Linked DNA regions of Homo sapiens: region 2 is linked to region 1. Evidence: chromatin contacts called from ENCODE Hi-C or POLR2A ChIA-PET data. All regions are on one chromosome and are shown on one strand. The core of a region is the stretch at or near the end of the contact, and the rest is flanking DNA. Distances in the headings are between cores, read along the strand shown. Region 1 holds the start of TRMT10B (tRNA methyltransferase 10B). Region 2 overlaps SHB (SH2 domain containing adaptor protein B).

What was found. Hi-C counts contacts between places; a loop is a spot of excess contacts on that map. ChIA-PET counts read pairs that join two places held with the same protein, here RNA polymerase II (POLR2A). Pooled maps may share reads with other maps.
Region 2: a pooled map shows a loop between it and region 1 (4-fold over the local background). The contact joins the enhancer-like site here to the promoter of TRMT10B in region 1. A Hi-C loop is called at or near these places in 2 of 50 pooled maps. POLR2A ChIA-PET finds 5 or more read pairs at or near these places in 2 of 52 experiments (activated T-cell and activated naive CD4-positive, alpha-beta T cell).

The regions. Positions count from the first base shown.
Region 1 is chr9:37,750,093-37,757,744 of GRCh38, forward strand. TRMT10B (tRNA methyltransferase 10B) reads left to right here and starts at 3,713. Exons shown (of 9, transcript NM_144964.4): 1 at 3,713-3,760. RefSeq lists a silencer at 3,623-3,857.
Region 2 is chr9:37,992,017-37,998,640 of GRCh38, forward strand. All of the region lies in intron 2 of SHB (SH2 domain containing adaptor protein B), which reads right to left. Among named protein-coding and RNA genes, the nearest start is that of SHB, 74 kb to the right of the region's middle. RefSeq lists an enhancer at 5,662-6,163. Within about 2 kb of position 3,140, at least 23 of the 41 ENCODE cell types and tissues checked have a DNase peak (open chromatin) inside an H3K27ac peak, as active enhancers do.

The DNA of each region.
Region 1 (7,652 bases), core at 2,463-4,962:
GCAGGAGCTGGGTTGTATAATACAAGACCTCGGGCAGGGGGTTAGATTTTACATCAGGAGAGACACATAATCATATGGCAAACAGATGGAGTGGGGATTGGGGAAAGCAATGAGACCAGCTAGAAGGTCTTTTCCTCCCACTGGAAAGTGGCTATGAGCTTATTCAGAGGCAAAGGACACAAGAGCGGTGGCAGGGAGCGGAGGAAAGTGTTCAGTATGGCTCAGTGTGAGGCGCAGGGACTGGTAGGTGTGGTGTGAGCTAAAACCTGAAGGCGTCATTGAAGATCATTTAAGCCATGGTGCAAGCCCCACTGGGGCATTTCAGCAGACAGTCGGAAGCCAGGGCCATCTCTGAGCAGAGCAGAGATGTTAAAGCTGGGCTTTAGAAAAAGCCTTATGGGAGGGCCAGGCGCGGTGGCTCACGCCTGTAATCCCAACACTTTGGGAGGCCGAGGCGGGCGGATCACGAGGTCAGGAGATCGAAACCATCCTGGCTAACACGGTGAAACCCCGTCTAAAAAAAAAATACAAAAATTACCCGGGCGTGGTGGCTGCCTGTAGTCCCAGCTACTCGGGAGGCTGAGGCAGGAGAATGGCGTGAACCCGGGCAGCAGAGCTTGCAGTGAGCCGAGATCGTGCCACTGCACTCCAGCCTGGGCGACAGAGCAAGACTCCGTCTCAAAAAAAAAAAAAGAAGAAAAAGCCTTATGGGGTGGAGAGTTGGGGGGGTGGGAATGAATTTTTAGTGTTAGTATTTTAAAATCGCAGCCGGGCACGGTGGCTCACACCTGTAATCCCAGCAATTTCAGAGGCCGAGGCAAGCGAATCGCTTGAGCCCAGGAGTTCAAGACCAGCCTGGGCAACATGGTGAAGCCCTGTCTTTTTTTTTTTTTTTTTTAAGAAAAAGAAAAAATTTGTAAAAAAAAAAAACAAAATCGTCCTGGAAGCTGATAATGGATGGATTGGAGCATGGATTGGGGATGGCTGGTAGGTGCTAGAGGAGCTGTGGAAAGAAAAGTCCACAGGGGGGAATTGTTGGGCCAAGGAGGAATCCAACCAAGCTGTAGTTTCTTGAACGGGAGATATTTCGGGCTCATTCAGGTTGGAGTCTCTCTGAATGGGTGAGACCTCTTAGGACTGCAGGAGTGAAGGAAGAGTGGCTGATAAAGAGGCCAAGGCTTGGGCAAGCCGCTTCGTGTCTCTGATGGAGGAAGAAGAGTGCCCAGGGGCTAGAATCATCCTGGTCAAAGCCCTGATATTCTGTTGTAGGCTGGGGCAGTGGCGAGGGAGGTTGTGTACTCAGGAAAGGGTTGTGTCAGCTCGAGGGCTCTGCTGGCTGTGGCAAAGCCTGGGGAAGGGCAAGGCTGTGGGATGATGGGCCGTCCAAATTTGGTTTCACCTGTTAACGAAGGGGAAAAAAGGTGCTAGACTCAGTTAATCTCCAGAATTGGAAGGGCCTGGGAGGGGAAAGATCTAGTTAGGTTAATAGAGGTTTTTTTACAGATGCAAATCCCTCCCGCACCCTCAACACAAAACAGCTTTGCAGGGGCCATTTCAAATTATGGCAATGAAACATATTTTGGGGTAAAAAATTTTTGTTTTTCTGTCATGTTGAGAGGTGACAGAGTGATGGCAGCCCTCGCTCGCTCTTGGCACCTCCTCGGCCTTGGCGCCCGCTCTGGCCACGCTTGAGGAGCCCCTCAGCCTGCCGCTGCACTGTGGGACCCCCTTCCTGGGATGGCCGAGGCCGGAGCCGGCTCCCTCAGCCTGCCGGGAGGTGGGGAGGGAGAGGCACAGGGGGAACCGGGGCTGCTCGCAGGGCGCTTGCGGGCCAGCTAGAGTTCCGGGTGGGCGTGGGCTTGGCGGGCCCTGCACTCGGAGCGGCGGCCGGCCCCGCCGGCCCCAGGCAGTGAGGGGCTTAGCACCCAGGCCAGCAGCTGCGGAGGGTGCGCTGGGTCCCCCAGCAGGGCCGGCCCACCGGCGCTGCTGTTGATTTCTCGCTGGGCCTTAGCTGCCTACCTGCGGGGCAGGGCTTGGGACCTGCAGCCCGCCATGCCTGAGCCTTCCCCCTACCCCTACCCCTACCCCTACCCCCACCCCTACCCCCACCCCCACCCCCGCCGTGGGCTCCCGAGAGGCCCAAGCCTCCCAGACGAGCACTGACCCCTGCTCCACGGCACCCGGTCCCATCGACCGCCCAAAGGCTGAGGAATGTGGGCACACGGCGAGGGACTGGCAGGTAGCTTCACCTGCGGCCCCAGTGCTGGATCCACTGGATGAAGCCAGCTGGGCTCCTGAGTCCAGTGGGGACTTGGAGAACCTTTATGTTTAGCTAAGGGATTGTAAATACACCAATGAGCACTCTGTATCTAGCTCAAGGTTTGTAAATGCACCAATCAGCACTCTGTGTCCAGCTCAGGGTTTGTGGATGCACCAATCGGCACTCTGTGTCTAGCTAATCTGGTGGGGACTTGGAGAATCTTTATGTATAGCTAAGGGATTGTGAATGCACCAATCGGCACTCTGTATCTAGCTCAAGGTTTGTAAATGCACCAATCAGCACTCTGTGTCTAGCTCAGGGTTTGTAAATATACCAATCAACACTCTGTGTCTAGCTAATCTAGTGGGGACTTGGAGAACTTTTGTGTCTAGCTCAGGGATTGTTAACGCACCAATCAGCACCCTGTCAAAACGGACCAATCAACTCTCTGTAAAACAGACCAATCGGCTCTCTGTAAAGTGGACCAATCAGCAGGATGTGGGTGGGGCCAGATAGGAGAATAAAAACAGGCTGCCCGAGCAAGCAGCGGCAACCCGTTGGGGTTGCCTTTCTGGACTGTGGGTGCTTTGTTCTTTGTAATAAATCTTGTTGCTTGCTAACCCTTTGGGTCCCTACTGTCTTTGTGAGCTATAACACTCGCCGTGAAGATCTGTATTTGCAGCTCTTTCTTGAGGCCCGTGTGACCACGAACCCACCGAGAGCGAAGGAACAACTCCAGGTGTGCCCTCTTAAGAGATTTAACACTCATTGCGAAGATCTGCAGCTTCACTCCTGAAGCTAGCGAGACCATGAACCCGCCAGAAGGAAGAAACTCCAGACACGCAGTCTTTAAGAATTGTAACACCGCGATGGTCCGCGGTTTCATTCTTGAAGTCAGTGAGACCAAGAATCCACCATTTCCGGACACAATATGATATCAGGTTGGAATTTGATATTTTAGTTCTACAAAGATTCTGTTGTGTCAGTCCCCGTTGGGCCTAAACTCCGCAAGGGATGGGATATAATATCAGTGCATGTCCAACCGCCCCGCTCCACTCCCGCTTCCTGTAATGGCCATAACTAGTTTTTAAGGTTTCCTTCGGCAGAGAGGGAGGTCCATTCAGTCGGGTGCGGGCCTTAGAATTTTTTTGCTTCACACACCCCAGTTTCGCAATGTCCAGCCCTTGACAACCAACAGAGCACCTGTAGGAGCCCTGTGAAGTTGGTAAAGGGTTGGGGTTGTAATAGCTGTCCAGCAGACGGGGAGACAGGGGTTCAGAGAAGGTGGGCAACCACCACAGCAGGACGCAGCTCCCTACCGCCAGGGCTGGGAGTAGAAGCCGCAGCCTCCGCTCCGGCTCGGCCCCACGAGCACCCTGCAGGTGAAAAACTACAATTTCCAGAATGCCATTCGGAGCGGAGTTACGAAGCGGAAGCGAGGCCGGGGGCGGGGGGGATCCGATGCGCGCCGCTGCCGCTGCGTGGGGGTGAGGGGATCAGGTACGCTGTCCGCTGGTTAAGGGGGCTGGCTGGGGGCTGCGGGGTCTGTCCTGGGACGTCCGCCTCCCTCGCGGGTGGGGCGGACGTTGAGAAAGCAGCGTTTAGCAGTCATGTGGCCTGTGGTACTCCACCTTCCTGATACTTTCCCTTCCTGCTTCCACTCGCACGCTCAGCCTGTGGGCCGGGAGAGACCCGCAGGCGGGGTGCTCTCAGGCTGAATTCGATGTGCCATCACTTAGCGGCAGTGTAGGTACCCATCAGGTGGGAGTTAGGCTAGCAAAGGTCTGAGGCCTCTGCCAACCTAGGGTGGGGGTGCGGAGTGGAGGATTTATGAACTCAGCAAGTATTTATTAAGCATCTATAAGCAAACAACACTTGCCTACATTGAAGGGATGGAGGAGGTTCCGACAACAAGTAAAATAGGTTATGTTGGATAGTAATATGAATGAGGAGAGGAAGGTAGTCTGTGAGTGTCTTAGGGAAGAGCATTGAGGGTAAAGAGAACGGCGAATGTAAAGGCCTTGAAGGGTATGTTTGAGGAACAGCAAATAGACCCCGGAGTGCAGAGGAAACGAGAAAGGTAGACCTTAGTGATCTGCATAGGTCATTGTATGGATTTGGGCTATTTACTGTCAGTGAAATGGAGAGTACTGCAGGGTTCTAAGCAGAAGAGTGGTGATCATCAAATACTTAGGATGCTCACAGGGCTCGGGTACTGAGGGTGTACAGGTGAATTCTTCCAATTCTTCCCTGGGTTTATAATCTAGTGGGGAAACAGGTAGACAGCTGTCATGCAAGGCAGGGTCAGATAATTGGAGCCCCATGAAAGCAGAACGAATGTCATCCCCAAGTCCCCAGGATGTACTATTATGTCAGGTGCTTAGTAGCTTTGTTGAACGAAAGTAATGAATATTCAGCATCGGACCCATAATTGGAGGCTCAGAAAAGATGTTTAATGAAGAAATGAAAAATAAATGAAATCTCACTTCTTGATACTGTTACAATGGCAATTAAGTTTCAACCTGAATGTGAGAAGGGGACAAACATTCAAACCAGAGCAGCACTCAAATTCATAAGATAGGAAATACAAAGGTGCTGCCAGGATTGGGGAAGGGAGAGTTATATAAAGGTCACAGGGTCGGGTGTGGTGGCTCACGCCTGTAATCCTAGCACTTTGGGAGGCCCAGACAGGTGGGTCGCGAGGTCAGGAGATCGAGACCATCCTGGCTAAAATGGTGAAACTCCGTCTCTACTAAAAATACAAAAAAATCTAGCCGGACATGGTGGCGGGTGCCTGTAGTCCCAGCTACTCAGGAAGCTGAGGCAGGAGAATGCGTGAACCTGGGAGGCAAAGCTTGCAGTGAGTCGAGATCGCGCCACTGCACTCCAGCCTGGGCGACAGAGTAAGACTCCGTCTTTTTTTTTTTTTTTTTTTTTAAAGTTAGTTTCACTTTAGGAAGACAAACAAGCTCTGGAGCTGGACAGTGGTGATGGTGGCACACAATGTGGATGCCCTTAGGTGTGTTTTTAACTGCACATTTACAAATGGTTAAAATGGTAGTTCCTATGTCCAAAAAAAAATGCTAAATTTGGGCATAGATAATGTCCCACACAGATTGAGCAGATCTCTGCTTCTGTGATGTCCAACTTCACCTTTGCTTTCTGAGGATCCCTAGGTGGCAATCACCTAATCAGTATTTATTGAGCTTCCATTCTGTGCCAGGCCTTATGCCAGACAACAGAGATACAAAGATACAAAAGAGGTGGGCCCCGCCTTCAGGAGTGTTAGCTTGTTCTATTACTCTTCTGATGGTGGTTGGAGTTGTTTTTATTTGATTTGCAAGGTTATTGCATCCCAAATTCCTGGTTTAAGAAACATTCTCAGGGACTGTAGAGATTTGGAGAAACATGAGGTAAAAGGAGGGGAAAAGAAAGGAAGGGAGTGGGAGTGGTGGCGGTAAACTTCAGTTCAATTAAACAAAAAATAAACACTGCTGTTTTCAAGGTTCTATACTGTGAACTCTTAAGTGTTTAGGTAAATGTAGGTATAAGCCCTCCTACAAAGGAATTCAGTTTGATAGGAGAGAAGATACCAGCACAGACTTTCCAATTTTTGAAAACAACAGTGGAAGTCTGTAGCTCCTAGGATCTCCTATCCTAGATCTCTTTTCCCCTCCTTAGCCAGACTACCTCCAGAGAAATCTCTAGATCCATTGCCTCCCAGTCATTCCCCAACAGGCCCCGGCATACAGTAGGAGCTTGGTGGAATGTTTATTAACTAATGAATGGTCAACACAGGTAAAAATACAAAATGCTATGAAGTTTAAAGGAGGAAGAGATCACATGGCTATTAACTAGCATTTATTTAACAAATGGGTGTTGGTTTTCTCACCCTAATACAATGAAGTTGTCAGTTAAAGATTAGTTTATCTTAATGTTTTCATTTGTTATTTTCTGAATGCCTATATGCAGGAAAATGCAGATGACTCTGATGGTATAAAAGTCTGTTCATTCATCTAAAAGAACTGTCATAATGGGGGTCTAGATATCTTTTGTTTAAAAAAAAAAAAATGGCTGGGTGCGGTGGCTCACTCCTGTAATCCCAGCACTTTGGGAGCCTGAGATGGGTGGATCACTTGGGTCAGGAGTTTGAGACCAGCCTGGCCAACTTGGTGAAACCTGATCTCTACTTAAAATGAAAAAATTAGCGTGGTGTGGTGGTGCGTGCCCGTAGACCCAGCTACTCGGGAGGCTGAGGCATGAGAATCGCTTGAACCTGGGTGGCAGAGGTTGCAATGAGTCATGAGATTGCAATGAGATCATGCCACTGCGCTCCAGCCTGGGTGACAGAGCAAGACTCTCATCTCAAAAAGATATATATATATATATACACACACACACATATATATATACACATATATACATATGTGTATACATACATGTGTATGTGTATATATGTGTGCATATGTGTGTATGCGTGTGTATGTATGTGTGTATATATACACACACACATATACATACACACATATATACATATACAGGTGTGAGGTGGCTCACATCTCTACCCAGTGACTGGGAAGCTGAGGTGGGAGGATGGCCTGAGGCCAGGAGTTCGATACTGGCCTGGGCAACATAGCAAGACCTATCTCTTAACTTTTTTTTTTTTTAATTTGTGATCAACTTCACTGTTCATTCATGTGGAGTGCTTCTGAAATGTTTAAGAATAGCTTGGATTTTTTGTTTTGTTTTTGAAACAGGGTTTGCTGTGTCACCCAGGTTGAAGTGCAATGGCACAATCATAGCCCACTGGAGCCTTGATCTCCTGGGTTCAAGCGATCTTCTGGCTTCAGCTGCCCAAGTAGCTGGGACTACAGGTGTGCATCATCATGCTCATCTAATTCTTTGTGGAGGTGGGGTCTCACTTTGTTCCCCAGGCTGGTCTTGAACCCCCAGGCTCAATTGATCCTCCCTCCTCAGCCTCCCAAAGTGCTGCGATTACAGGCATGAGCTTCTGCGCCCAGCCAGCTTGGTATTTTCCTCATTTCTCTGGAGATACACATTATGAAATTTTATGCATGCCACTAATTCTTTGTGATAGTCTGTATGTAAATACATTTAAAAATGTGTACTGGATTTTAAAGGATTTCTAAGCAGAAATAAACTTTAGCCTAGGCAGACAAATGGACACAAATTTCAAATCTATAATTTTGAAAATCTAGAAGGTAATTTACTTGGTCATCTTCAGGAATATATCTGGTGGTCACATGTTCACATGATAAGTCATGAATAACCAAAACTGCTCAGAAGATTTACCTTCTAATAGCAACTGTAAGAACAACACTGAAGGGGTTTTGAATAGTAGTTAACAGCAAGTATTTCATGAGTACTTGTT
Region 2 (6,624 bases), core at 1,890-4,389, 240 kb after region 1:
GATACAACATATCACTTCACTAGTTCATTCTTCCACTCCTCCCCTCCGGAGCACCTGTGTTGCTGTTTTATGGGAAAACACTGAACAATAAAAACTTGGTCCAGCCGGGCACGGTGGCTCACACCTGTAATCCCAGCACTTTGAGAGGCCGAGGTGGGAGGGTCACCTGAGGTCAGGAGTTCGAGACCAGCCTGGCCAACATGGTGAAACCCCGTCTCTACTAAAAATACAAAAATTAGCCAGGTGTGGTGGTGGTCGCCTGTAGTCCCAGCTACTCAGGAGGCTGAGGCAGGAGAATCACTTCAACCCAGGAGGCGGAGGTTGCAGTGAGCTGAGATCGCGCCATTGCATTCCACCCTGGGCAACAAGAGCGAAATTCCATCTCAAAAAAATAAAAATAAAAAATAAATAAAAACCTGGTCCAGCTTTAGAGAAGCTCATGGCCTAAAAACGTGGTCTTCTTTGGGGCTAGGTAAGTGTGTCACCTGCTCAAGTACCACTAGGCTAAAGAGGCTTACACTTCAGTGGAGGGGCAACAGGGAGCCACTGAAGGATTCTGAGGAAGACTCGGGGTGAGCAGGGGCCTGGGGTCTGCCCCGTACTTTATCCCATGCAGGGGGCTGGGTAAGTCGTGTTCCCCTGGCCTGTTTCCTAACATTTTAGACTGGATTCTCACCGGTGGCCTGCCACCATACAGCATGGTGTAAATGAACTAGACAGCACCAACAAGGATCATCAACCACAGGACCACAGGCAAGTGCTCTCCATGGGGTGCCTGCCACCAGAATCAAATGCTACAGGTATCAGAGATAGAAACAGGGTCTGGTGAGCACCATATACGTATATGCATGCACACACACACAAACACACACACACACACACAGTCTCACACTCTAGGCCCTCTAGGAGCCTGATACCCAAGCTCCTGAGAACATGCCCCCAACAGCAGTCAATAGGTTTCTCTGCAAGGGAGCTCCAAAGCATTTCTTATCAGCTGTGCACATGAGAGTGTCTCAGCCAGGAGTTAGCGGCAGGCGAGGTGAGCGACAGGTGAAGAGATTTTAATAAAATGACAAGCAGCAGCCTATGTTACAAGAAGATTCTTGAGGTTTGCTGAAGGCTCTTCCTCTTCCTTTTTTCCTGGAATGAGATGAGGCTTAACACTTGCCTTTTGGATGAAGTCTTGTGACCAAGTGAATGAGAACTGGCAGGGAGAGTGCGATGGGAACGGATGCCTACTTGAATGTGTGTGCGCGTGTGTGTGTTAAACAAGAAAAAGGAAGTCACAGGAAGAAAAACGAACTGAGCTAAAAATAAGGCTGCTCCAACACTATTGTGAGACAGAAAATATAACCTCAGTTAGGCAGGGAAGCCAATGTGATATGAAACAGAAAATATAAAGTTCCCAGGGAGGGATAGCATTAGGAGATATACCTAATGTAAACGATGGGTTAATGGGTGCAGCACACCAACATGGCACATGTATACATATGTGACAAACCTGCACGTTGTGCACAAGTACCTTAGAACTTAAAGTATAATAATAATAATAAAAAGAAATTACAATGAAGAAATCCTATTCTTTATGTTAACATAAACATTGAGTTTGTGTTAATGTAAGTTAAACATATATTTGTTAATTTATTCTCCCTTAAAAAAAAAAAGAAAATATAAAGTTCCCACCTAAAAATAACTGGGAGTGTAAATGTGGACTTCACCGTTGAGAAATACGGAATTTTTGATATAAGCCTGAGCTTACAGTCTCACTTGGCAGGGAGGAGTTACCTGAACTTTGGAATTTTAAGGTTCTCTTCTAAATAGGAAGCTGACGATACAGAACTGAGATCAACTCCAAGAGCATTCCTGTCTATTGGCTCAAAGACCTACAAAAAACTTAGACTGTGAAGACTTGCCTGAAGCTGAGACCCAGGACGGCAATGGGTGGAACATGGCTAGAGTCAGAAGCCTGGCCCCAGCTGCTGCTGGGAGACCCCAGACAGCACCCCGTCTCCTTTGCAGCTTCCTTGTCTGCAAAATAATGGAACCATAGGCGGCTGATTGACCTCAGTGGTTCATTTACTTACAGAATCACCCTTTTTCATATTATCCCTTTGTTACTTTATAGATGGTTATAGCAACACTGCAATGTGAGAGAGTAGAAAGTGACCATGAGATCTGGAATGGACTCTCAGCTGGCCACTCCAAGCTGTGTGACCCCAGCAAATCCTCCAACTTCTCTCTGCTTCCAGCTCCTCAAAAGTCAAATAAGTCAGTAGATATGAAAGAGTAACCAATGAAGAGCACCGTGCATATAAATATTATTCTCTTCTGTCCCATCCCTCATTCCAACTTGATCAGGTTAGAATAAATGCAAATGTAACTCAAATGACTGATTACTTCCCATTTGATTCCACATACGAAATACACTGGCAATTCCAAATACCAGTAAGTTCATTTTGGAACTGGACTCGGGAGACTTAGGTTCAAACCCTGGCTCTGCCGCCTACCAGCCTATGCCCTCTGGGGAGCGATTTGCCCCAGTAGAGACTTGGCAACCTCTGTTGTGGAGTGGGGAGAATATTAATATCAATTTCATGGCGCTGTTTAAAATAAAACCAAACAAAAGGTATATAAAAGAGACCTGTAACCATAAAACCCCATGCAGATGTTACATATGAGGAATATACATAGAGTGCGCAGACACACAACCTTCCTTCTAGCTGACATCTGGTATAAATGACTCACCAGTCAATCGGTTTATGTCCACATGGGGAAGACTTCTCGTTTTTTTTTCTTTCATAATATCAGTCATGTATGCTGCCCTTCAATAGCATAAACATCTACCTCACCGTGAAATATTTTTTACATTCACCCCTAAAAGGAAGAGCCCTGTACTCTGTGACAAGGCTGAGAAGGCATGATCTGATTCCAGGGCTCAGCAACATGACACACAAACCCTTAATATCTGGAACTGAAACGTTCTTCCTGAGTGTTTCATTAAGTATATCATCTGCTTGCATTTGGCACTCTTCCACTAGCTGGGAACCTACAAAAATTGATGTGGGATGACAGCTGAGTTGGCGCTGCCAGACAAGCTTCCTCACTCGAGAACAGGCTGGGGGAAGGGCAGGCGGGCGGCAGCTGTCACGTTACAGCTGCCACCACACAGACACGCACTTCAGATTTCACTCACGTCCCCTGACGGAGGGAGGCACCAGCCACAGGCCACATGACCGCTGAGGCTCCAGCTCATCCCACTCATCCTTGTCCTGGTGAGACAGAGGCGGACACTTTCCTGGGGAAGTCCCACCCCACCCTCCCAAGGAATCTTTAAACTCCTCTTAGCGCGAGCCCTCCTCTGCTGTGTATACCTGCTGGCCTCTGGGCCTGATATTCCAGCCACCTGCCCACTGCTGATGGGGAGAAGGCCCTGCTTTTCCCAGCTCTGGCCACTGTCAGTCAGTCTGGAAAAATGCTCCTCCACAGGCCAGCCTGGGTCACAGCGTGCTCCAAGCCTGGGGAGCACAGGACCTCAGAGGCCCTACTGAATCTTGCATCACCCCAAAGGTCCTTACACTCTCATTCCTCCTCCACTAGCGGGGAGCCTCCTTCCTAGCTTGCTTTCCTCACCGTCAATGTCATGTATATTAATATCAGAAGGAATATTAGGGGGCAGAGGGAGCAATGAGACCAAGGGTGCTCGACAAACTTATCCAGAAAGCCCCCAACACCTGCAGGGGCCTCATTCCATGCTGGCTGATTCCCATCATTCTCATCTATTCTGCAGAGAAGGTCACTGTTCTGAAGACACTTGACGGCACTCCCTTACGTTTGCCAGAGGGGTTTAAAATCAGTTGCTCTGAGACCCAAATCACCATCTTAGGCAGGTGTCTTTGAACATCCAATTGGCTTACACCCAACAATTCTATACAATAGGTCAAATCATTGTTTCCTGGGGGTTTAATTTGCAACTAATTTCTCTTACAGGGTTCACCAGAAAGCTCCCACTGTTTAAAATGAAATGTACCAGGGTGCTTTGTAGAGATTTTTCTATGTGGTGGATGACCTGAAATGGTGGTTTTGAATAATGTCCAAGCCGAAATGACTGCAGCCATTCTGTGTGCCCGTAGTCAGCCAGGGTCTGCAGGTGGGAGTGGACACAGGGCAGCCTGCTGAGGAAGCCACCAGGCCATCTGTCCACAGGCTGCATGAAGCGACTCCACTTTCAGGAGCATCTGAACCCCTCCCCTTCCCTCACACCCAGGATGAACTTTCCTGTTTCTCGCCTGGATCATAAAGTCTGAGCTTAGCTGGTACTCATGGTTGAAGCCTGCTCAACAGGGAGAAATAGCACATAGCTGGGACAGCCTTGCAGCCTGTCCAGCCCTTGGGTGGAGGGTCCTTAACTCAGGCCTGAGGCCTGTACGTGTGCAGAATTCTGTGATCATGTACATAGGAGCCCAGAGCCTAAATAAAGCAGCAGTTCTTTAAAAAAATTTGGTAATTCAATGAACACTTAGATGAGAGTCTAAAGCCCTTATCTCTATAGTACCAACTGGCTCCTCATCTCCTAATGTTGGACAGACACAGAGTGTCCACTGATGTGCTGGCTCTGGGCCAAGGTTGGAGCCTGCTGGTCCCCACCTCCCCAGCAATGGCCTTTCTTTCAGCTCCTCATTCAACACCCAAAGGCATTCAAGGTTGGGCCTAGATCTCCCCTCCTTCTACTGTAGTCTCTTAATCACCCTGGAGAAGAATTCTGTCCCTTTGGTACCCCAATGTAGCACTAATTATCTGTCTGATTCACATGTCAATTAATCACCCAAGGCCTTAAGACATTGCCAGTGCTGGCTCTAACTGCCCTGTGACTCTCCATATCTACCGGCTTATCCTGGACTAATTTTCTTGCTTGATCCAGGTTTGAGAGCAGAGGCTCTATGTGATCAATCTGTGTGTCTGCCTGGTGTCAGGAGGATTTCAATGAGCTCAATAGTCTGAGTCAGGGAAATGGGAAGCTGACAGGCAGGAGGTGGGTGGGAGCAGGTGAAGGTTCAACAACTCCAGATAGTCCTGTGGGTACAGTCCAAGCCCCTTAGGGGGCTCAGAAAGCCCTTTATGAACTAGTCATCGAACATCTTGGCAGCCACGTCTCCCCTCTGTAAGTTCTTGAAGCTGCAGCCATGCCGGCCACAGGCTGTATCTCCATTTGCAAGCCATCCTTTCCCTCTTCTCTACATGACACCCACCTCTGAGTTAACTTCAGGACCCAACTCAGGTGTCAGCTCAGCACCTACGAAACCACTGGTGGGTCCCCAGAGCCACTAGCTAGTCCTCTCCTCCAGGTCTGAGCTTGGGCTGCTGCCTAGACAGCCCCTTCCCTCCTGGCCTGCTCATCTTTTAAGACTTAGGCCAAGCTCCAATTCCTTGGAAGCCTTTCCTGCCTCCTTTTCCCCTGGAACCTGAGTGATCGAAATACCTCTGTGGAGGTCCCCACAGCGCAAAGTAAAGCCCAAGACATGTCAGACCTGAGTCCACATCCACTGGGGCTTGGATCTCATTTATGTCAATCTCTGGACGCCCAGTGTAGAAGCTGGCACAGGAGGGTACAAAATGACTGCAGAGTGGGCAAAACTCCTAAAGTACTGCTACCCCAAGTTATCTCATCTTTGTGGTTGGCCTTCTGGGCTGTCCAGCTCCACCACCTCAGGACTGGAACCCTGTACCTCTCACATCACAGAGACACGGAGGCCGAGGCACTCTGCTCCATCACCCCAGGGCAGATGGCCAGCTTATCAAACAACAGCTGTCCAGGGCGACAGCAGCTTCTCACTGTGTGACAAGGGCAAGTGGCAGAAAGGACAACAAGGCCCTGGGGGCCTGAGGCCCAGGAGGAGACCCTGCTAAGGGGCAGAGGGCCCTGGGATGGGATGGGGATGAACAAGAGTGATGCTTCTTCCTGGCTTGTGGTACCCACTGTGTCCAACCGAGCAAGCAGAGGCAGTGGCAGGACAGCCCGTGTGACAGGCACTTGCTGCATTCTGCTGTGGTGGAGCTGCTTTCTCTTGTAAAGTGCCGCCGTGCCCAACTGCCTGCTTGTAAAGGGGAGCGCGACGGGGATTTACAGCATTCCTGTTGCTCTGAGCTCTGAGTTACGATTCCAAGGCACCAGTGGCCGGGAGCAGGCAGCTTGGAGGGAGGAGGGAGGAGGGAGGGAAGCACTAGGGCCAGGGCCCCAACACAGTACTGAGCTGGACCGCTATCCTGCTGGCCTGGGCTTCCTGACCACCAAGGACTCCATAAACGGTAAACTTCCCAGAACTGCAGGCGCCCCAGAGACTCACAACCTCCCCCACCACCCTCAGGGCCAGATACATGGTCTCTGCATCGCCTGTTTTCAAATCCAGGAAAGCACATGTTCTGATGGTCTCAAAATCCTATTTTGTTTATTTATTTAAAGACAGGGTCTGGCTCTGTCACCTAGGCTGGAGTGCCGTGGCACGGTCTCAGTTCACTGCAACCTCCACCTCCTGGGCTCAAGCAATCCTCCTGCCTCAGCCTCCCGAATAGCTGAGACTACAGGCACACGCCACCACGCCCAGCTAATTTTTGAATTTTTAGTAGAGA